2 separate regions of the Homo sapiens genome follow, and region 1 is linked to region 2. A link is a loop called in an ENCODE intact Hi-C map of the cell type or tissue named here. Cell type or tissue: Panc1. All regions are shown on one strand. Each heading gives the region's core, and the rest is flanking DNA. Links, peaks and the distances in the headings are about the cores only.

Region 1 (12,204 bases), core at 2,761-10,760, 160 kb after region 2:
TGGAGGGAGTCTACAAAGCCCATTTTACATGTTCAAGGTCACAAGGCTACAAAGTATCCTCTCCAATAGTACATCACAAGTCCTCAAACTGCCAGATCATTCCACTATCTCCTTGCTTACTTATAATATTCCTTTTCATAAAATAGTTTGTCTCCCCATGAAATGAACACCTCCTGAGGGCAAAGACTCAATGACACCTTCTTACCTATCTATCTTCCACTGCTTGAAGCATGGCAGGAGACACACAGATGTACTCAGTGGATACTTGTCAGTTCACAGATACAAAGAGATGTGGTTTCCCTTATCCTACTGTGTCAGGATTGCTATTCCTACTTAATCTGGAGGGCCACTGAATATAAAACAAGAAGGAAGGTCTGTCAGATTCTCCTTAGGTAGGTCAATGGAAACTGGACCTTTGGAGACAGAAATTACTTGTCCAAAGTCACAAGCTGTTTACAACAGAGCCAAGACAAACATCCAGGTCCTCTTGACTCCAGGTTCAAAACTCATTTTCCTGTTAAAAGTTGCTTCACTTTTTTGGTCTGTGTTTGATATCCTGGGTAATTACTGAACTTCACATGATATATTCTGCACAGCTACTGAAGATGCTACTCATCTTAAGAGTCCTTCAACCACCTATATTTCTCCAATGAAAGGAGGAACAGGAATTACTGTTTCCATGCTACACACAGGGAATAAAAGCAGTGGAGTCAAATGGCTTGCTTCACATCACAAGGCTGAAATCCAAATAAGGATTTTACTATTTTTAGGGCAAACTGATAGAATTTTCTAGAAGATTCTCTCCTAGAGTATGATGCTTATCTTTTCAAACAGAGACAAATTGGACATAACATTTCCATAATGAATGGTTCACACATGCTTTTCCTCTCAATGCTTTCCATCTCCACAGCCTCCAATATTATGTATATTATAATCCAGGATATAAAATAAAATAGTAAATAGATACATAGCCGGAAGCAAAAAAAAAAAAACAACTGTGTTTTGAAAGCCAGAATTTTACTTCTATTCTGAACATTCAGATTCATGTTTTTCTCATGAGAAATTAAACCAAACACCCATTTCTCACTTCCTCTTACTTGTCCTACAACAATCTCCTTTAAATACAAGACTAGCCCTCCCTTGTCCAGTAAAACTGAAAATATCTACTTTATAAAATCCTTACACTTTACTACCTTGGGGAATATTCCTGCTCAAGCTTCATCTCTCCAGATAGGAAACGTCTGGTTTGGTTTGTTTTTTAACCTCAAGAGAAAACTCTGTCGCATCTCATCTTCTTTAGGTCTACTTTTTTTGAGGTGCTATAATCAGAACACCTTTCCAGGTGCTGTTCCCTGGTTTTGTGGAAGAGCCCTTCTGCCTCCATCTCACTGTTCCACCGAGGACAGCGTGGGAACATCAGTGCCCTCCCCTGTCTCCTCTGGATCATCTCACTTCACTGAAGCATCAGCTAAGGCCAAGAAACTGTACAGTTTGTAGAACTGCAAGAGCCACAATGACCCCAATTCTATTTTGTTTAACTCAGAACAATGGCCTTTTTTATTTGCTCACTCTTAGTTTGAGATTAATGTTAATAAACCAGCATTTGAAGTTGAGAGGCACACCAAATTTCTCAACTGTAAGATAATTTAAATCAAATACTTCAAAAAGCAGTGTAATATAAAAGTCTCTGGATAGTAAACTAGATCTATTTAGAAAAAAAAAATTAGCTTTTATTATTTCAACTCTGAGAAGCATGCCATAAAGATGTTAATGCAAATCATAAGGAAGACTTTAGAGTACATATACATATGGGGAAAATTATCCAACCCTGGCCTAATCAAAACCGACTTTTCTCATTCATCTTTCTAAAAAAAAAAAAAAGCCAGTACCAGTACCAAAATAGAAGTGGTATTTAAATCCAATTTATAAACTTAAGAACATTATCGGGAAATTATCAAGAATCAGGATCTATAAAAAACAGAAGTATCTTTCCACCCATTCTTAATGATCTGAAGTCAGCAAGTGATTAATAAAAATACACTACAGCATACAGGAAATTTCTCAAGTTATTCCGCTTATCAGCTGTTAACTAAGTTTCAGCAAAGGAGAAAATTCTATAGCAAACAGCATAACACTCAGGAAAATAACTCTATAATCTGGAGGTGATGGTAATATAAAATATTTTAGGCATACTTTCAGGTTAGAGTTTCTAATCATCATCATCTATCACTTACTGAGTGCTTACTGTATGTCAGAGATTGTGTTAAGCCTTAATATGTACCATTTCATTTAATCCTCACTACAACCTTCCAAGGTAGATACTACTGATATTCCCTGGTCACAAAGGAAATCTCTGAGGTCCCACGACATTAATTAGTTTGTCCAGGATCAATGTTTATAAATATCATAGCTGGTATGTGAACTCAAGTCTATCTGGCTCCAAAACAAAAATTAGTACCTTTCCAGGATTCTTAACCTTATAATGGCTATGATAGGAAATAGCACATATGCTAATTAAAGTAAAAAAAAAAGTTAAGTCCTAAATCGGGGGTTGGAAAACTTTTCTTTTAAAGAACCAGATAATAAATACTTGAGGCTCTGCAGGCCGAGCTATGAAAGTACTCCACTCTGCTGCTGCACTGCCAAAGTAGCCACAGACCCAAGAATGAACGACTGTGTTCCTACAAAACTTTACTGAAGGACACTGACATTTGCGTTTTATATCATTCTCATGACATGAAATTTTATCCTTCTTTGGATTGTTTTCAACCATTTAAAAATATAAAAATCATTCTTAGCCATGGGCCAGATATGGCCTGCAGGCTACAGTTTGCCCATCCCTTCCCTAAATAATGCAGACAAATTTAAAATATTTTTTACTAAACAGTTCTTACAAATCATTAACTTGTAACCTCCTTTGGTATTGTGAACTGATACTTTAAAGAAGTTCAAAGTCTTGTCCAGCCTTGGCACAGGCCAGTAGTCCCAGCTGCTCAGGAGGGCAACGCAGGAAGATCGCTTCAGCCCAGAATTTGGAGGCCAGCCTGTGCAACATAGCATGACCCTGACTCTATTAAATTTTAAAAAGCAGCAGCAGCAGTAGCTCACAGTCTCAATAAATTTGATCTGTCTCCAAGTAATTGAAAATTCCAGAGAGTTCAAAATTGCAAGTACTACCGGTGGATTTTCTAAATAAGACAGAGCACAGAATTTTGGAACTAGAAGAAATCTAACACGTTCTCATTCCTTATCTGTTTTTGTTGTTGTTGTTGTTGTTTTGAGACAGGATCTCACTCTGTTGACCAGGCTCAAGGGCAGTGGCACAATGATAGCTCACTGTAACCCCTAATTCCTGGGCTCAAGTGATCCTTCCATCTCAACCTCCCGAGTAGCCAGGACTACAGGTGTGTGCCACTACACTCAGCTAATGGTTTTTATTTGATTTTCTGTAAAGACTGGGCCTCTCTATGCTGCCCAGACTGGTCTCAAACTCCTGGCCTCAAGGGATCCTCCCACCTCTGCCTGCCAAAGCATTTGATTAGAGGTGTAAGCCACCCTGCCCAGCCTTTATATGCATGTTTTTTAAATTTCTGTTACAACATTTAAAAGAGTTTGCTAGGCCAATTTACCAGGTAACATAGGTTAGTAACTAAGTTTATACGTAATGACAATACTTTACATATTTAAAAACAGTTCTGCAGAGCATTTTCATATCCTTTCTATCATCTGATCCTTCACAGCTCTGTAAGAAAAACAATGCAAGCCTTCTGATCCCTATTTTATAAAATGCAAACAAGCTCAGAAATGTAAATAACTTGTCCAAGGAAGGTACGCTGTCACACAGCTACTATGGGGCAGAACTGCAACCACAACCTAACTTCAAGTCCTTGCTGCCTCCTGACTACTTCCATGGACATTGGACTTCACAATCATGGGTTAAATCCGAAAAATTCTCAAGAATATTAGTCTTACTCTTTAAAAGTTCAACTATGTTAAGTTCCTTTTTGTTTCATTCTTCTGCTACCACAGCCTTATGAAGAAAACAGATGCCTAGTCCTTAACATTTATTACATGCGTCTACGATCAACATACAGTGTGCAGATAATATACTCAGGTCAGCTTGGGAAGGAAAACACTTGAATAAGTCAAGAGAGAACAAGCAACAATAAAAACATCGTTTATATAGCACCGAGAGAGAGAGAAAGTAGAGATGAATGTATTGCCATTAGTGTCGCAGGCCAACTTCAGAAAAGCTTTTGGTGACTGGAAAATGATACGGAGGTTAGGAAATGAACACAGAAGGAACATAACTACTGGAATTCAAACCAACATCAAAGGCTCTAAAGAAGACAGTTGAGCCTGTCTTGCTGGTTCTTAGTCTCTCCCTAGAAAACAAAACAGTTACATAACTGGAGAAGGTTCTTCCAACTAACATTTCCTCTCTGTCCCACTTATGTTTTTCTCCCCCACTACTTCACCCTGTCACCCACCTCAATGTGAACGATCATACAGTAAACTGGGCTTCCACCTTAGCTGTGTCCAGACAAGTCTCTGTCCAAAGTGCTGCTTTATACACGGACTGCTATAGGGACCACGGTACGAAGATAACTGGCTTAAACACAATTCCAACCTGACATTTCCATAGAGACACCTGCTCTATGAAGCATCACCATATATCCAATTCCAAGAATGACTCAGACTCCAGACATTCCTGAAAATGGAAATCACAACATCCTAATGCCTCATCTTCACAAACAGCCCCATTAAAAAGAAAACACAACATTGAGTACTTGAAAAACTTTGAGGTCATGTTGTAGTAGTAATTAAAGCTTCTCTTTCCTTCACACTCAAGTCCAAGGAACAAATATCGATTCTCAGTTAGACTTCAATGTATCCAATAAGGAAGGATATATTGAGTCACAACCATAAATACTCAAAAATATTACAACAAATCCAGTCACTGATTCAAACTAGCAAACTGTGGAGACTCTTAAGAGCCACCGCACTCCAGCACCATTTGCTTTTTCTTCTTCCAATAGAAATACAAACATAGACAATGTTTACAAAAGCAACCAATGTATCAGAAAAGTTATCCCCATTCAGACTGACTTAAAAGGTCTAAATCTGTGCCAAATAAAACTCTGAAAGAATAGAAAATAAAAGAGATGCTGACAACAATGCTATGGCCCAGCTGCCAGCTAGCCATGTAGCATCACGCAGTGCCCCAAGCATTTTAAAGACAGATTGTAACTCTGCATTCAGATCAAAATTATAATTATCCAAATTCTATTTCCTAAAAGATGACTATTAAACTGCATCCCAAGCATTCTGCTTGGGTCTCCTCCTTCCTTCCATCTTCAAGTTTCACAAACAGAAGGTGAAGCTACAAAAGGTCCAAGGTAGACTAAAGCTAAGAAACCAAGTCTGATTTTCTCTCCCTACCGTTTCTTGTGTACTGCTTAAGAAAATCTTTAACATAAATATTTGATAAAGTCAAAAAACGGGAAACCAAGGTACAGGGGTGGCGAGGAAGCGAGGGGGAAAAAAGGCACTAATGCACCACCGTCGTCCAACATGCAGCGGCAACTTCAGTCAATCGGAAAGACGAGGGGGGAACTCCACGGGAGCCTAAGGGAGCAGAGACCTCTGGCCCCGCGGGGCCCACGCACACCTGGGGGCGGGACCCGCGATGTCGCCCGCGGGCAGCGGAGGGAAACGCTCCCGCGGCTCCTCCGGGAGCGCCGGTGTCCCTGGAGCCCCCACTCGGCCGCTCCCAGGAGTCGCGGCTGCCGCCCGCCTTGGGCCCGGGGCGGAGAGCGCTGCGGCAGGCCAGAACGCCGTCCGAACGCCCGGCTCGCGGAGGCCGCGGGGAGCGCGGGGCGCGGGCGCGGGAGGCGGTGGGCCCGCAGCGCCGTCCGCCCCGGGAGGCCGGGGAGATGGGGCCGGGGGCGGGGGGACAACCGAGAGGCTCCTCCGGGAGCATGCGATCCGGAACCCTCACTCTAAAAAGAATATTTTAAGAAGGAAAGAGAGGCCCCCCGCAGCCTTCCCCGCGGGGCCTGCCCACGTCACCGGCGCCCCCGGCCCTCCCGCGCGCCCGCCTTACCGAGCCCCGCGGCCCCGCCGCGCCGCCGCGGCGTCCCTGCGCCCCGCTGGCCGCTCCGTGTCTGCCCTCCGCGGGCCGGGCCCGACGCCCTCCGCCCGCCGCCGCCGCCGCCGAGCGCCGCCCGCGCCGCCGAGCCTAGCGCCTGGCCGCCGAGGGCAGCCGCGGGGGCTCGGCCGGGCGTCCCCCGCGCCAGCGCCTCATCCCGCCTCGCGCCCCGTCAGGCTCGGGGGCGGGGGCGCCGGGCCGCGGCCTCCAAGTCCCCACCTCCGGCACGCACCGCGCTCGCCCTCCCGCGGCGGAGTCGGCCCCCGGGGACGCGGGTCCTCGGGCTCCAGAGCCTCTCACCCTGACGCCTTCGGGCCGCCCCCGCAGCGCCCCCGCCCAGCTGGCCGGCGCGTGCCCCCGCCGGAGCCCGCCGCCCGCCCAGCCTCCGCCTCCTCCGCTCCGCCTCCTCCTGCACCCGCGACGCCCGCAGCGGGGAGAAGAGGCGCGCCGCCGCGGCCGCGGGCACGAGCACGCGCGAGGAGGGCGGGCGGCGGGCGGAGCGCGCGCGCGGCCGAGGGGGCGGGGGCGCGCCGAAGCCTCGCCTGCTGTTGTCCCGGGAGCGCACGTGCGCTGCGGTGGGGCGCCGAGGGGCGTTCGGCGGGTGCCCCTAGGGGACTGGGGGACAGGGAACGCGAAGTGGGTAGAGACGCTGCCTGAGAGGTCCCGACGTAGGCTGTTGCCTCGGCCCCGGCATTGTGCTGCGGTGCAAAAATAAAAAACCGGCCGCCGCCGCAGCAGCAGCAGTAGCACCGGGAAGAGGCATCCTCCGAGACTACGGCAGTGGCTCCTCTCTACTCCCAGCTGACCCCCAGAACACTGTCACCGCGCCGCGGAGGAGAGGGGGCTTTGCCTCAAGTCAGGAAGATCCTCGCCTCTCCATCCCTTGCACATTTGGGTCTAGAATGGACGCGCCCCGGTTATTATTTGGAATCCGGGGGCCTAAAAGTTCCTTCAGTTGGCTTCTTCATTCAGAGTTATGGACCAGAAAATTGAAAGTGGCATGGCAGGGGAGAGAAAGGACAAGAAAGGGTGAAAGAGTGGCCAAACTGAAGGTGCGTGGCTAGACTGAAAAGAGGTTTTGGAGACAAGGGAAGGAGCTCCCTGGGAACCCCCTGCCTGTGGATGGCACTGCCCTTGGTGCTTCCCCTGTTCCTTTTGTTCAGCCCCCAAAGGCGGTGCAGCACTTCCACCTGCAACGACCATCTGTGTCACAGAATACAGGAAAGATATCTTGACATTCTACCGCGTTCTATTTTCATTTTTTTCTTTCAAGCGTGTACCTTTCACTTCTGACTCAGTTTGGTATCTAAATAAATGTTGGGGGTGATTAACCTACAGAATTCACTCTTATTCTCAAGTCTACCGATGCCAAATACTGCATCATCTAATGTCACTGCAGTAATTTGGGTCCACTCAGCATTTAGTCATTTCAGTGGGAGTCACTGAATATAAAACGTGGCCTTGACCGCGATTAGCAGAATGTCAAGGGCATACGTGAAGCAGGATTTCACCACATCCTGGAGAGAAATTAGAGAGTGAACATGCACAATAATCCCACTCTTCCAGCTTCAGTGTAATCAAAGTTGCTTTAAAGAACAAGTACTAGGGAAGGGATGGAATGAGAAGATTTGCCTAGAAGCACAAACTAGGATGGGAAAATTTGAAAGAAGCCAACTTGAAATAAATGCATGGCAGCCCTCTGCTGGAAATAGTCAGGTGCACCTGAGATTCATAAGGGTCTTCATGGATACCTCCTAAGTGCTACAGAAACAGCAAGGTAAAGAACAAAAACTAGAGACCTTCGACTTCAGCATAATAAGGCCATAGTTTAAAACTCTTCTTTCACCAAACTGCAGCAATTCCCTGGGGTTCATCTTTGGGCCACAGAGAGCCATCTCTGCCAGAGAGGGACAGGTATGGATTAGGTAGCTTTTGTTGTTCTAGGGGTTTGTTGAGCATTAAACACAAACATCCTGTGATAGCAAGAGGAAGTCGTGTGGGACAGAAAACCAAGTCACTATGAGAAGCAAGTTTTGCCCAAGGCCCCAGTCTCTTGGCTACTCGATGACAATATGCATTCTTTTCAGAAATCCTTCACATCCCACAGTTTCACCACCGCACCCTGAAAGTCAGCCACAGCAGCTGAATGGATGTTAAATGGTTTATGGTTAAGTGGTGGAGGTACATAATATATAAAAGAGCTAGGATTATGCATACATTGGATGACACAGATATTTTACTTTAGAGCCTCTAAACATTTTGGTAACTTTCTCTCCTTATATGTAGTATATCTAGTTTATAGAAGAGAACAAAGGGATGCCATGTGTGTTTTCCAAAGATTAGAGGTGTTTGAGCAAGTTCAAGGGTGCTGGTGATGCTCCTTAACCTCATTCTGAGCCAGCACTCCCTCTCCTTGGGCCACACTGTCCAAATGTCCTGTGTCCTAGTTATTATTGCCAAACCTGCATATGAACTGGAAGTTGTGATTGCTGGGTAACTCTGCAGCCATCTGCCCTTGGCGTTTCAGATGTTTGTAATCAATTACCTCTGTCCTAATAACACCCTTAATGATTAAATACATAAATCACAAAAAATTGCAACATTCCTTATACAAGAAAAAGTCTGTCCAATGTTAAATAACTGAATGTGTAGCTTATGTATGGTTTGATTCAATATGTACAAGGTGAGGGGTAGGAGGGGAGGGGAAAAAACAAATTCCCCCTCTTGCCGAAGCTATTGGAGACCTCAGGCTGGCCTCCTTTCTCAGTCTTGGCACTGCTGTCTGCCAGGAGGTAGCATCTGGGTTCACTCCTGGCATCTCAGATCTGTTGCATTGCAGTCCCCTCTAGACGCTGAAGCAGCGTCACGGTGCAGACAAGTAGGGCCAGTGACGAGGGCAGCCACACAGAGGACTGCAATACGTACCTAACCTTGAGTTTGAAAGATGGCCTGGGAATTGAGCAAGGGAGAGAGAAGAAGCTTATTTGCATCCCCAAATTGAGAATGCTCAACAGCTGTATTGAGAAAAGTTGCTGAAAGTAGGCCAGGTTTCATAGAGAATTTTAACACAGAATTTTCCCAAAGCGACAATTGACATTGTCTTGCTTATTTATTCTTTCCTGGCCAAAGCGCCAGCTGCATATTGTGTCCCTATTAAAAAGAGATGTCAAAAAAAGATGTGTTGTCTGTCTGTAGCATACTCCTTGCTAATATTGACGCTCGTGAAACAGCCCCTGTAAACATGGAATCCATGCCCACTACCATGGGCAACATTTTAAGGAACACCAGTACTGCTGTTCACTGAGATGTTATTAATCCCTGATGCATTCATTGAAATGATAAACTTTCCATCTTCTCTCCTTTCCCTATCACATTTTCATCATGAACCTCTATCATAGTAATTCAGAACTTTGTGTTATTCTCCTATGAAATTTTTTTTTTCAGTCTTTAAACCTTAACACCAACTCCACCTATTGACATGTCCACTTTTGAATGGGGTCCTTGGCCTCCTCTGTGATTCTATCTGCTGCCTGCCCCAGGGCTCTGACCGTGGGCCCCTCCTGTTCTCTTTCTACACTGCCACCCTAGGCAGCATCCTCCAGCAAGGCTTTAAGTAGCCTCTACTTTTAACCCTGGCCCCTCCCCAGCACTCCACCCTCTTATATCCTGCTGCCTCCAGGCATCTCCATTTGAATATCTCCCACTTAATGTGTCTCAAACAGAACTTTTGATTTCCATATTGTAAACAAAACCCAAAACTGATTCCTCCAAGTCTGCCTCATCACAGGACAAAAAATATCTCTTCCTTTCAATCACCACGTTCATTTTAGCCTACCTTCAAATGGTACGGAAGCCAATCGCATCCTTCTCTCTTAACCACGAACACCCATGTCTGCCCTCCCCGTGATCTTTCTCCTGGGTGACTGGGACAGACGAACCATCACCCTGCTTCCACTTTTTCCCCTCCACGGTCTAGCCTCTACACAGCCACCAGAGAATTTATTGTAAAGCATTGGTAAGATAATGTCCTTGTTCTTGCCCAAAACACTCCAGGGCCCTGTGCTTCTAATCACACTGCAATAAAATCCAAAGTCCTTTCCCAGCCTTTCAAGTCCTTTCAGCCCTGACTCACCAGTTCAGTTTTTTACCTTTTGCCATTCACTCTGCCTCAGCCACACCCACCTCCCTCCTGAGGTTTCTCAGACCTGCCAGGAAGACTCCACCTTCCTGGCTTTTAAATTAACCTTCCTACTACTATATAAAATAGTTCTGCCTTCTCTGTCCCCTTACTCTGCTTCTTTTTTTTCTCATAGCACTTATCACTACATGATTATGTTGTGTAATCAATATTTATTATTGGACTCTGTTCCTAAAATGTAAGCACCATGAGGGCCTGGACTTTGTTTATTCACAAATGGGTATGTTTATGCCAAATGAATACATAAATGGTACTATCAGGGTGCAAAGTCTTTATACACACTTCTTACCTGCTGTTGTGTATTGCCATGGATCTATCTTTATACTTAGTACAAGTGGAAACAATTGCAAAGTGTAACATTATGTAATTTAAATTTCCTGTACTTTCAGCTCTGACCTCTCCCCAGCCCTCCAGCCTCATATATTCCACAATAAAATTATATCATTTGCAGTGCACTGCAAGTCAAATCAAGACAAACTATACTGAAAATCTAAGAAAATATCAAGATTCAGCAGAGAAAGGTACATATTACATGAGGAATTTAGTGCCCGTAGGACAAAATCACAGTCTAACCTTGCAATTAGGTTTTAATATGTAGAAATTAAAGGCACAGAAAAAGCCAAATTATATGAATTGGCTTCTCAATCCAAACTGAAATAATCACCATGGTGAGAAAGAACATAAATTTTAGGAGGACAAGTTTCCCTTTCATTTTTTATCTTATCTCACTATGTAGTCTTGGACAAGGCAATTAACATCTGTTTTCCCATCTGTAAAATGGGCTTGCCCGCTGTCCTCTTTAGTTGGGTATCATAAAGATAGAATGACTTAATTATTATAAAAATGTTTTAGAAGAAAGGAATTTTGCAAGTGAACAGTGATTATTATTACTTTCCAAACTTCTTTGTGTAATATTTTGAAAATGAGGAAGAAATAATATATTTTTTCAATGTGTCTAAAGACTGAAGTGAATCAGCATTTCTAAATCATGCAGCACTTCCAAAATTATCAGAAAAAACTTTTGGAAGTCGCGAAGCAACCTGTAGAGTCACCCAAGTATATCACCTACCATGGGAGGCTCTATATACTGAAGCATTAGGAGGAACAACACGTAATCCATTTTATAGTCAGAGTGCACTATGATCAGGAAGTGAAAGGAATAGCACGGAAATGCAAGCATTTGTGTAAAGTATTAATTCCACTTCTTATCAAACAATATAATGTGGAGATCCTTGAAAGAATGAATGAACAAAGAGGCAACTATAACATTTCTATATATGACATGCTTCAGGGCAGCAAAATGTTTGGAAGGAGAAAGAGATCTAGGGGACTTTTTGAAGCTCTGTCTCCAGCAAGCATGCTGCTTTATTTAGAGCGTATGTTTAATTGAGGTGACTTGGAGGAAGCTAAATCTCCCATTGGTGGCTGTGACAGTGGTGAGAAGTTGCTATTACTCATAAGCGCGCACACACACACACACACACACACACACACACACACTTTACTGTAAACACATTGAATGCTCCACTCCTCCCTCCAAGCTTGGCCTGAATCAGCACTCTACTCAGTGATGCTCCCAACCCCAAAGGCTTTTATTAGATCTAAAGAACTGAAACCAGTGTTGAGGAAATGCATGGGAAAGTGACTTGGGAAAGCTAGAGATCAAAGAGAGGTCACTCAACTCCAGGGTGGCTGCTTTCCCAGGGTGCTCCCAGCAATTCCCCTCCCACGATTTTGTCTTTTATGGCTTCCAGTTTCCAGAACTTAATGCATCTCAGAAGGTCTAAAACATCTGTGTTTTTCTGCTATATTCAAAATACTTGTTGGCGGAGGATTTACCGATGTCTCTGACACT
Region 2 (12,204 bases), core at 1,551-9,550:
ATTCAATTTTAGTAGGCTGCACGTGCCCAGAAATTTATCCGTTTCTTCTTGGTCTTCCAACTTCTTACTGTATAGTTGTTCATGACAGTCTCATGACCTTTTGTATTTCCGTAGCATCCATTGTAATGTCTATTTTTCTTTTATTTTTTCCCCCTTTCTTTTTTTGAGACAGAGTCTCACTCTGTAGCCCATGCTGGAGTGCAGCAGCATGTGATCTCAGCTCACCACCAACTTCCACTTCCTGGGTTCAAGCGATTCTCCTATCTCAGCCTCCCAAGTAGCAGGGACTATGGCACATACCGTTATGCCTGGCTAATGTTTGTATTTTTAGTAGAGATGGGGTTTCACCAGGTTGGCTAGACTGGTCTCAAAACTCCTGGCCTGAAGTGATCTGCCTGCCTCGGCCTCCCACCTGAGGTCAGGAGTTCGAGACCAGCCTGATCAATAAGGTGAAACCCCGTCTCTACTAAAAATACAAAATTTAGCCAGACATGGTGGCTTGCACCTGTAGTCCCAGCTACTCGGGAGGCTGAGACAGGAGAATTGTTTGAACCCAGGAGGCAGAGGTTGCAGTGAGCCAAGATTGCACCACTGTACTCCAGCCTGAGTGACAGAGCAAGACTCAAAAAAAAAAAAAATTTCACCATTAGTCTGAGGAACTGATGGAGGTTCCTTTATAAGTGACTAGATGCTTTTCTCTGCCTGTTTTCAGAATTCTTGTCTTTCACTTTTGTCAGTTTTACTATGATGTGCCTTGGCCTTTTTGAATTGTATCTATTTGGGAATTTCTGAGCTTCCTGTATCTGCATATCTAAATCTCCTGCTAAAACTAGAAAGTTTTAGTTAGTTTGTTTTTTTTTTAAATTAGTTTTCTATCCCTTTCACTTTCTCTTCACTTTCTGGGACACCAAAAATTCAAATATTTGGCTGCTTCATGGTACATTAAAAACTTTCCATGCAGATATCCTTTCTTCTCAGTGATTTTCTTAAAGTTATCTGGGAACTCATCTGCTGCCTCTTGGGTGACAGAAGCAGGTTCTCCTGTTACCCTGACATTTTTAAAGCCAACCTCTTTCTAAAATTACCAAACCATCCTTTGCTGGCATTAAATTCTCCAGCTTTAGACTCTTCACCTTCCTTTTACTTTACATTGTCAAAATATAAATCAAAATACCAATCAAAAGCAAATGACTGCTTTTCTCAAATCATATTATAGTCTATAAGTATGCCCTTCTTATAGCAATCCTGCACCGACATAAAAGCTGCATTTTCAATATGAGATAAAAAGGTATTTCACAAAAAGTGCAAGATGTTCACACCTACTGCTATAGCTGCAATAACAGCTTCATTAATTTTCTTTTTTAAAAAATAATAGTCCTTACAACAGATTGAAATGGCAGACAAATGTGGCTGTAGACCTCATTTATAGTTCATATCAAGCAATTTACCTCTTATTACAATGTCATGACTTTTCTCTGCTTCTTGGGAGCATTTCCAGCATCACTAGTAGCATTTTGTATGAGTCTCGTGGTGTTATTCAAGGTTTATGGTATTGCACCAAATACAATGAAAAGTATGGAAGAACCATAAGAGATCACTTTTTACTGCAATACACAATGCACATACAGAGATGATTAAGTATCACACAGTGTTTTAAGTGGATCCTTGTAACACTTGAATTCACAATAGCAACAGGAGGTGGCTACAAAATTATTACAGTAGTACAGTATGTACTACATTAAACTGTATGCAGTTATAATTTAATACTGCACCTTTATGTTTGTTTACATTCCTCTTGATTAGGAATCGCACCATGTTCAGTCTGTGTTTATGTAAGTCTTGATAAATTTTAACTTTTTATAATATATTTGTGTATTTTATGGTAGTAAGCTATAAAATAGACTAGTATTTATATATATATTTTGCATTCATGACATACCTTTTTCTTAGTTTTTTTCCAGATTTCTAGGCTGCATGGTTCATCTGCAAGTTTTTTCAAATTGCTGCAAAACTCTAAAAAAATTTCCAATATATTTATTTTTTAAAATTCACATATGAGTGGACCCATACAGTTCAAACCCATGTTGTTCAAGGGTCAGCTGTACCTGAGATTTAAGTAGGGATCGCTATGTATTTAATGAATAAACAAACATTGTCTTCTCCCTGAAATATGGTGCTTAGTTTCAAAACTGAATTCGTCATCTTTCCTCACATATTCTCCTCCTCCTCCTGAATTCACAAAACAAACTGTACTACTATTCACCCAGCTGACCAACCTAATCGCCCTAGATTCTGCTACTTCTCCTCCTTTCCACACATGCTCTCTTTTTACATTTCCAGGCTCAAGGTCTCATTTTTCACCTTTGATTCTTTAGTCTCTCATGTCTGCTAACACTTATCTCTTACAGTCATCCCCTTTTTTCCTACTCCCCACTGCTAATTCCCTGGTTCTAGGCCCCCTTACATCTGGATAATTACAACAGTATTTCAAATGGTCTCTCTCCATCTCCATCACACATTGATCATGGTACTCCCTTCTCAAAATCCTGCAATACTTTCTCAGTTCTTACTAAGAAAGCAATTGATGGTCTCACTTATAAGAGGGAGCTGAACAATGAAAACACAAGCACCTTTGTCTGTACTATTTTTCCTTGGCTGAGGGTTCTTCACTTCTATCTCTGCATATCCAAATTCTATTCAATCTTCAATAAAGATGAAGACTTTTGAATGCCACAGGACATAATCTCTCTCACCACTGAATACCTACAAGCACTTTTATAACATTTATAACATTGTTTTTCTCTTAAACTTATTGGTATATTACTTGTTTTCTCTGAGGAAAGATTATCTGCTTCATCAGTGGTACTCACATAGGTGGCTAGCACATACAAGATATTCAATAAAACTATCCTAAGAGAACTGTGGGTTTTAATACACCCTATACATGTCTGAATATTAATGTATTTTATGCAGTACCTGAACTACATGTACAAAGACTATACACTATGAAGGACTGAACTATATTTGCCTGTAGAAATTTATGACAGCAACTCAGTGATTTAAATAATTTTCACTTCTCAATTTAATAATATTTCAGTCCTTCATCTATTAGAAATGGCAAACAGGATTTCCAAATCCCACATTTCTAAATTTCTTCCAAATCTATCTTTGGAGTTATTTTTCCTGTATTGAGTTCACTTTTCTATCACCATGGAAACCAATTACAATTAGTGTTGTTAGGATCTTTAAAAATACAACTCTATTCAGCAAGTCTTCAAATGTTCAGAAAAGTTCTTTCTCCATATGGAGAATGGAAATCAGTAGCATAGAGCAGGGTAAAAATATACCACCCACCCACAGAAGAAACCATTCACCAAAGCCTAATCAACGGATTGCAAATGGAACACGGAAAGAGTTCTTTTCTTTTATTCATCTTTTGTAGTTCTATAATGGCTGCAATTTCATGTGTCATACCTATGGGGTTTGTAAACAAGTTTTCTTTCACCTCACAGCCTGTGTAGCAGACGTGGAGACACAAAAAAATGATTTCTGTTGTATAATATTATGTGGTCCACCCACCCTACCTTCAACCTCCTAATATTTGACACTGAAAATACTACTTTAAAACTACTGAGTTCAGGACGCCAAGAGGAAGAATAATTCTACAGCAGAATTACATCTTACATGGTTAATAAGTGAAATAAGTTCTAATTCCAGCACATAAGGCGAAAATCAATAAAAGGCAAAATTACCCTTCAGATTTACCAGGAAAAAGCTAGAGACCTACAAGCATCTTAACAGACCTAAGAGTTTTTCTTCCCAGAATGGGAATAGAGCACTGTTTTCTCAGCTGAGTATCTGATAAAGTAACCGATGTGCTCATCTTTAAACACTAGAATCACCATCAGTTCACTGTGATGCCCATCATATGAAGAATACATGGAAAATGAGACCAAATAACACGACAGCAGAATCACAGCCCTCATCTTACTGATGCTCACTCAAGAACATATACTTGTCAGGAAACTGCTTCATACATATTTTCACATTTCAGCATGGTCAGGGCTTTCTAAGCAAAGAGCACTGGCACCTGGGCTAAGGGACTGAACTTAACCCAGTAACCCTAAAGATGGAGCCCTCTAGAGATAAAAGTTTTCTCTCTCCCCCAAGCCATGTTTACATTCCAGAGTGTTTGTGAAATACAGATCCTTGCTTCTTTTTCCCAGAGATTTTGTTTACATTTCAGAGCAAAGGTCTCTCTCTCTCTCCATCTCGAGAAAGGAGAATGGGCAGGAATGCCAGCTATCCTGTATAAGCTTCAAGTTTCATAAGTGCAGAGTTCTCTTGTGGTACCAAATCCCACTTGTAAACACAGGATATCTCTGGTTGTCACCATATCACTTTATGGAGAACCAGGGCCTAGGGAACCAACATAAGTTACTTTTCAAGTAAACAAGGGCTTAATTTCTGGTCCAGAGACTTGATGTTTCTGCTGGGGGAAAGGGAGGCTACAGAGAGACAGAGAAAGAGAGAGTGAGAATGTGTGTAGTGTGTCTGTAGTTGTGGGAAGCCAACTTGTTAGCTTACTAGTAGGAAAACATCTCAGACTCTTCACAGTTTCAGACTCAACAATACTATAAGTAAACTGCCTGTAAATTATGGCTGACTCCACTATAGATATATTTTTTCACAGTCCAACCACTTTTACACATCTAATTCTTGGACTGAATAATCTCAAACGAGATACAGTGAAAATCCAGTACTTAGATGACAGTGGAACTGATGACTCACTATCTGAACATTTCATTTCAAATTCTCTCCTGAAAGGACAATGATTTCCTTGTATAAGAGGGAGTATACTGCAGAACATGCAGAAAAGTAAGGCTAAGATTTTTATTTCTTTTGAGGAAAACTAAACTTTGTGGCCAGGGTGAGAATAAAATTAGCATGGGTTTTATTTCAAATGATTACACATGTAGTAACAGTACTTCTGTATAAGATTTTTTTAAACTGAAAATATGTACAAGTTAATTTTTCAAACTGCAAGTGTCTTAACAAAATGGGGAGAGATAACCTTTTCATTAATTTATTTTTATTAATGATGAAGGCTTAACTGATAGGAAGTACTCAGGTGAAGTCAGTATCCACTGCCTCAATCCTGACAACACTGTCCTTGGGTCATCAGGACAAGTATGACTTCCCACATTTTAAAGATGATTATTTGACTTTACCTAAGTGCTTCCCTAGAACTTCTGCCTTTCTCTAAAGCCCTTTAAAATGTACTGCACAATTATTATGTCATTTAATTCCCATAATACTTTATGATATAGTTAGAATAGATATATTTGTTTCTATTTTACAAATGAGGAAACTGACGACCAGAGACATTAAGAATTTACTTAAGATCACAATGGAAATTACTTAAGGTTACACTGCAGTATTATGTATCATACTTTTTAACCTTCAACTACATTAAAGATGCGAGATACTCTAGAACCATCATTTACTCCTTTTTGTTAAAGTATTAGTTGAGTCAGTCTATTCTTTTCTAGCAATACAAAAGAACATGCAGAATGGCTCTAGTGTCAGGCCGCCTTGATTCAAATACAGTCCACAAAACGGTTTAAGAACTTGAGTAAGTTCTTAAACTCTTTTTACCTAAATTTCTGTACCTGAAATTGTTGTGGAGCGTAATTGAGACAATGTGGAAACAGTATTTGATATAATGCCTGGCTCAGACAAAACATTCAATAAATATTGGCTTGTATTTTTATTGTAATTCTGATTACTACTTTTTAAATGAAACTTCAGGCTTTTAAAATTGTTTGCATTATTACCCCTCAATATTCCTACACTCAGGTCAAACTTTACTACTTCTTTCCGCCTTCCCAGCATCAAGGCAGAAATGCATGTAATGATAGAAAGCCATGACAGCATTTTCAAGTCCCTTGCAGGCAGCTTGCATATAGAAAGCTCGAGACACAGATATTAAATTCATACTTTTCCTATTCCTTATTTATACAAAAACCTGAACTCTACCATTCAGGTTAATTTAACTTAATGTTTTGTATGAAATTGGATAAAAAGAAACACATCAAGTGATAACTTCAGATAACCAGATGATAAAGAAAATACAAATCAAACATATCCTTTTCCCCCCCTACACACTAGATGGCGGTACAACACAAAGCACAGCAGGAACAGCGCTGCCTCAAACTCATCATTTCTTTGCGTGTTACAAGAGATTCCCCCCGCTTCTTACTGAAAAATATTTTGTGAAATGTGAATTAACCTTTGTTTTTGGACTGCAGAATAATACAACAGGGAAAATAAGTGCAGTAACAATAAATTTGCAGAATTTTAAACTACATGTGGCTTTACTTAAAACAAAAAGCCCCTTCTAGTAATTATTTTTTTGTGAAATTTAAATTTCTCTAAACTAAACATAAGACATTTATGAATCAAAACCTGTAGAATTTGGCCAAACTACTATTCACAGGAAAATATCCAAACTTAAATGCACTTACTAAAAAGTAATACCTAAAAACAAATGAATCATTAACAATACCTGTTGCATTCTATTTCTCTAAAGCAGAGATTAAGTAGTATATGTTGTGTAATATTAATATTTGACAAAGTTGGTTTATGACGAAGCTAGTTTTTGAGAGGCAAATCCTAGTAGGCAATACGCATTATTCTCAACTCTTTTCTGGAAAAAAAAATATAAGAAAAACTAAACTTTCAATTCAAGAAACAAAAGGAAAGTTTATGCTTAGAAATTAATGGTATGAAAAATACAGAAAAAAAAATTTGGTTGATCAGTAAAACCATAAGCTGGTTCCTTGATAAGACCAAGATTTAATAATATCTTGTGTACAACTTATAACCCATGAATTTAAAAAGCTAAATTAAATGAACAATTTTTAAGAAAATATAAATGATAAAAATTGATCTAAGGAGATACAAAAGAACCTAATGAGCAATAATCAAATCATAAGTTGAAATGGTAAGTAAAGATGGCAAAGATTAAGTCCCCAGTTGGGAACCAGTTTCAAAAGGTTTTAACAGGAAAATTCTACTAACCCTTCAAAGAACAGGTAATTCCCATTTACACAAACTATTCCAGTGCATTTATTTAAAAGGGGTGGAGAATGGGATAGGGGAGCAGAAATTCCCCAGACTTAGGCTAGTGGGACAAGTATAGCACACAGGTTAACTTCACCAACAAACACAGATGCAGAAATTATAAAATCTTAGTAGAGTGTAAAAAAGGAATTTGTTTTTAAATATATATATAACTCAGCATAATGTGTCTCAGGAATATAAAGATGTTTCAACAAGCTACTTCTATTACATGAGCAATTATCTGTACTAATTTTTACAGATATTAATAGCTTATTCAAGCTCCATGGAAGTAGACTAAAATAAGAATATGGCATGGTACAACCTATCCTCCCCCGTGCTGTTATATCTCTGTTCCTCTCCACCTTATCACAACCTCAATCAGAACTCATAGTTCATCTACAATTTCTTAGCTTGAAGGAACATTAGCTGTCACCTAGTATTCTAGGGTATCTAGGAACCGTACTTCCTTTTCAGTGTGAAGATAAGGAAAGCAAGACCAAGGCTAACTGCACCAGCTGGTCATACCCATTCTACACCACACCAGCACCTTTCTCCTCAGCATATTATCTCTCCTATACTACACATTACAACTGAATGTACCAAATTGAGACTTAAACAGGATGGTTACATAATTTGTTTTATAATAAATACTCATAAGGAATATATATTCTTATCATATAAGAACAAATTTAAAATGATTAATAAAAACAAAATAGTAAAACAGCATTTTAAAAACCAATTGTATCTCTTCTTCAAATATAAACTCATTCATCCATTCATCTCATTCATCTATTATTCATTAAACAAATATTTATTGAGTAGTTTTTATGTGTCAATCACTGTTCTAGATGTTGAGGGGAAGAAAATAAATAATAAAATATTTAGCATGCCGAATGGTGTTAAGTGGTATGGAGGGAAATAAAACAAAGAGAGGGAGATGAGGAATGCTGGTGACTATAGTTGCAATCTTATGTAAGGAAGGTGCAGTCTGGGAAGATAGCACTGGAGCCAGTACTTTTAAAAGAGGAGGTAGCAAGGTGTGTGGCTGTCCTAGAGGAGCATTTTAAGTAAAGGAAACAAAAAGTACCAAGGCCCTGAGAAGGGGGTGAGCATACTGGCAGAAAACAAAGAGGCTACTGTGGCTGGATCACCCTGTCTGAGGGGAAGAGAAGAAAGATGAGGTCGGAAAGGTAAGGGTACACTCTGTAAATCCTTGTAGAGAAGTTTCAGAAATCTGGCTTTTACTCTGAATAAGATGAAAACTAACTGGAGAGTTTTTAAAAAGTGACATGATTGGACTTACATTTGAAAAGAATCATTCTTGCTGCTGTGCCAAATATAGAAGGCTATTGAAATAATCCTCCCCAAAAGACAATGCTTTAGTGTAAGGTGATAGCAGAGAAGCAGGTGGGCATGGTTAGATCCTGGATTTATTTTAAAGATGGAGCCAAAAAATCTGCTGATGGACTGGATGTGAGGACTGACAGAAAGAAAGATGCCCAAGATGCTCCACGGTTCTTGGCTGGCCTCGGGAACTGAAAGGATAGAGTTGCTATTTACCAAGATGGGAAGTCAGCAGAAAGAGCAGGTCTGAAAGACTGTTCTTGGCACGCTGCAATGATTGAGGTGTTATTAGGCATCCAAGTGAAGATGCAGGGAAGTCAGTTGGATATACAAGGCTGGAATTCAAAGAAGAGATCATAAAATTGTCCTTTGTACATTACATATCATTATATGGTAATGATAGTACTGACCCAGTAAAAGTACTGACATGTCTAAATTGTTTTTTAAGCAACTGTGTCTTTCAGACTAAATAAAATTGATCATTGGAATTTCTAACATATAGGATTAAAAATAACTATTTCATTCCAGAACTAAAAGCCAGAAAGTTAAAGATTATTTTGTCTGGATTTTTAAAATGTAGAAGACGTTAACATCTCTGTCATACTAGGATATGATGGCCAACTGCAATTATAAACTTTCAAGATCTGAAGAGAAGAAAGAGCTATAAACATAAAGACAATGAATCTGTAAATCTAAGAGAAATTTCTAAGATCAGAGTGAAAAAGAGAAGGTATGTCACTGCAGAATGTCCCAGAATTGGTACATATTAAAAAGCAACAACCAAGTTGGCCAATTGACAGTATGAATAACCTACTGATTTATACTAGAGCTGCCCAGCATACAACTGATGATCTATTATTGACACATTTTACTAAGTTTTCTTACTTGTTTTCTCTTCAGAACATATTCCAACCTTATATTGAAAATAAAGGATTCATTTCCCATAAACACGTTTAGAATCAAATGTGCTAATTTTTACCTATGTAAAAAGCAAGATGTTTATAAAATGATAAAGAATAAGAACTGAGACATAGGAACTTTATTTTAACTGCCTGTAGCAGATAGAACATAGGATTGTTTAGAGGTTAATATGATTGTTTTTTTTTTCTTTAAATGGCATTCAATCAGTCCATCAAAATGTAAAACCTTATACTAGCCAAAGAGAGAACAGCAACCCAAGATAAAAAACATAAGCATGTAAGTCAAGCCAGGATGCTATTATAGTTCTTTTGCTACACAACTTAGTTAATGGAAACTAATGTTTTCCTCCTGATGGTATCTAACATGGGTTGAATTCAACCAGAAGCAGAAGGCAAGCAAAACTGGTAGATGTGATATGTAGAGGCCAGTCTCCAAAGACACAGAACAGAGGCAGGACAAAACTGGGCAGGAGAGCTGTGCCAAGTAGAGGACCATAAACACAGAAAGAAGATTCTGGTGTGGACTGGCAAGGTGCAGCTGGGCTGGTTTCCTTTGAACCACCCCTATCTTCCATACTCCAGGCCTCCTGGTCAATCAATACAATCCTGAAACATCTCACTCATACACCTCATACAAGCAGGGTCACAAACTGAGTTAGTATCACATCTTTTTTTCCTTCTTCTGCCTGAGTAATGGAATTCTACAGGGTTGAAGTAAGTGCAATGGGGAAAGTGAAACATGGTGTGTAATCTAAAATGAAGATTACAGGTCTGTTCATTGGTAAAAGTCTACCAAATGTGTTCTCCCATAAAAATTAGACACAGTCCTCCAATTAAGAGGACTGGACTCTAATAACCAGCATTTAACAAAATCTCAGGAGAGCCAAACGCAGCTGAATAACAACTGTCTATTCCCTACCCACATCTTCAATGCAGCCATTATAAACTCTTTAAATATAAAATAATAAAAGTTTAGAACTATGATACTATTTAGCACAACCTCATTCACCTCATAAAGGAAATAAAACCAAAGAGGCTAAGCTACTTGCCCAAGGTCATAAATTTCCTAAGAAGCAAAAAGAAAATTAGAATCTATGTTTGTGAACTAAGGCCAGTGCTTTTTCTATTTCATTATACAATGTTTACCATTAACAGTTTTGTTTTTATTTTAAATCAGATGCTTTAGAGATTTCCTAACCTTTCATATAATGTTAACATTTAAATATTCTTTGGACTGTTTTTAGATCTCTAGCCTCCTATTTCTTTTCAATTTGCTAAAACTCCTCACAATGTTTACTGCCCCCAAAAGAGTTCATTCAACCTTGTAAAGATTAAAAAAAAAAGCAAAATAAATTAAGTAGAAAATAATTTACCTAAATTGCAAGCTGAGTAAACTAAATCACTCAAACAGATATATCAAATGCTTAACAGTCACAAAATGAAAAATGTACTCATTACTGTTTTCTTAATCAGTTCTTCCTGACCTAAGAAATTTATCATGTTAACTGCAATCTCAAGGATATACACACTAATGGAACAAAATATCCTTTGTTTGATGTCACAGCATTATAAATCTCTAGTGCTATTTTAAACTGTCAATTTATTTGAAATAGAAATGTCCTTCACTTTCATAAATCCTATAGATCAAATTCATCTCACTTGTTTATGAAATAAAATTACAAAAAGTAGCACACTGTGACACAAATCAGTCATGTCTCAGGAGTTTTCTTCTGGAGAGACAGTGGTTAGGGCAAGGACAGGAAGTGGACTACCTCTACATGTTGTGTGTAGAAATCAAGACTTTTTTTTCTATTAGCCTAATTTGAAAGACAATGTAAAGGGTGGCTTTTGTTCCCCTGGGGAAATATAATTTTTTAAATAACCACAATCTAGCTATTTTTTAGGTTTTTAATAGTTTTTTCACATTAATATATATATAATGTACAAAGGACATTAAGCTGCCAATGATATAAGAGCAAAGTATGTAGGTTGATGTCAAGTTAGATTCAATAATTTGTATGTGAATGAAAAGGCAGTAACAGTAAAAACATTTCTGAAAAAGAAGAATAAAGTGAGAACACTTTAATCTACCAAGTATCAAAGCTCACAACAATTAATTAAGACAAGTTTACATAATTTCAGAATAGAAAGTCACTACACAAAGCCATGGACATATGGACATGATACAGGAAAACGGAGGGGGACAGGACTGATTTTCCTTAACTGATACATGTTAGTGTGATGGTTACTTTCATATGTCAACGTGACATCAAGTATTTGTCAATAGAAGAGAAGAAAGATTTTACCTCAACCAATAAGACATCAATTAAAAAAAAAACTACTTCAAAGTGTCATCTATTAGATACAGATATATAGATAAGCATCTAGATATAAAGGTAAATGTGTAAATCTTAATTCAAGATGTAAGAAATATTTCAGTATACCTGTATGCTGCCGAACTCAACATTCTCATAATGGAAATGCGCACATTCAGCCATCTTCGGAAAGTGACCTTTAGTGAAGGGTAACCTGAAACACATGAAATAAATAAGAAACGAGATAGTGAAACAGTAAAAATTACTAAGTTTAAGGGAAAAATACAGTGGATTTAAGAGCTCATGCAAGCAAAAATATTTCGTAAGCACATGCGCATGAGCCACACATATCCGCACAAATCCTCTTAAAAATACACTGAGTCAGATGAGTATTACATTTAGTGTACAGATCAAAACCCAAAATAAAAAAAGCATCACCGTTATCTCCTAATTTTGACCCGAATCAATGTCCATAGAAAAACTGCTATTTTCGGCAAATG

What was found. Peaks named below come from ENCODE experiments on the same cell type or tissue, not always from the same donor. Only the 100,000 strongest peaks of a DNase experiment are listed, where the experiment ranks them.
Region 1: a loop joins it to region 2, with 5 times the contacts of the local background. A loop is called at or near these places in 16 of 110 quality-filtered maps.

What each region holds. Positions count from the first base shown.
Region 1 is chr11:129,273,040-129,285,243 of GRCh38, forward strand. It overlaps LOC399975 (a long non-coding RNA gene), which reads right to left and starts at 10,125. Exons shown (of 2, transcript NR_145484.1): 1 at 9,987-10,125. It overlaps LOC124902791 (a long non-coding RNA gene), which reads right to left. Exons shown (of 2, transcript XR_007062950.1): 2 at 11,921-12,204. It also overlaps a transcript of ARHGAP32 not described here. RefSeq lists an enhancer at 9,992-10,493. In Panc1, for the core only: CTCF peaks have their summits at 6,410, 6,612, 7,881 (motif pointing left) and 8,081; a DNase peak (open chromatin) is centred at 7,557; H3K4me3 peaks cover 2,804 bases; H3K27ac peaks cover 3,585 bases.
Region 2 is chr11:129,111,613-129,123,816 of GRCh38, forward strand. It overlaps ARHGAP32 (Rho GTPase activating protein 32), which reads right to left. Exons shown (of 23, transcript NM_001378024.1): 5 at 11,834-11,918. Among named protein-coding and RNA genes, the nearest start is that of ARHGAP32, 75 kb to the right of the region's middle. In Panc1, for the core only: CTCF peaks have their summits at 6,174 (motif pointing right) and 6,394; a DNase peak (open chromatin) is centred at 6,189; H3K27ac peaks cover 6,632 bases.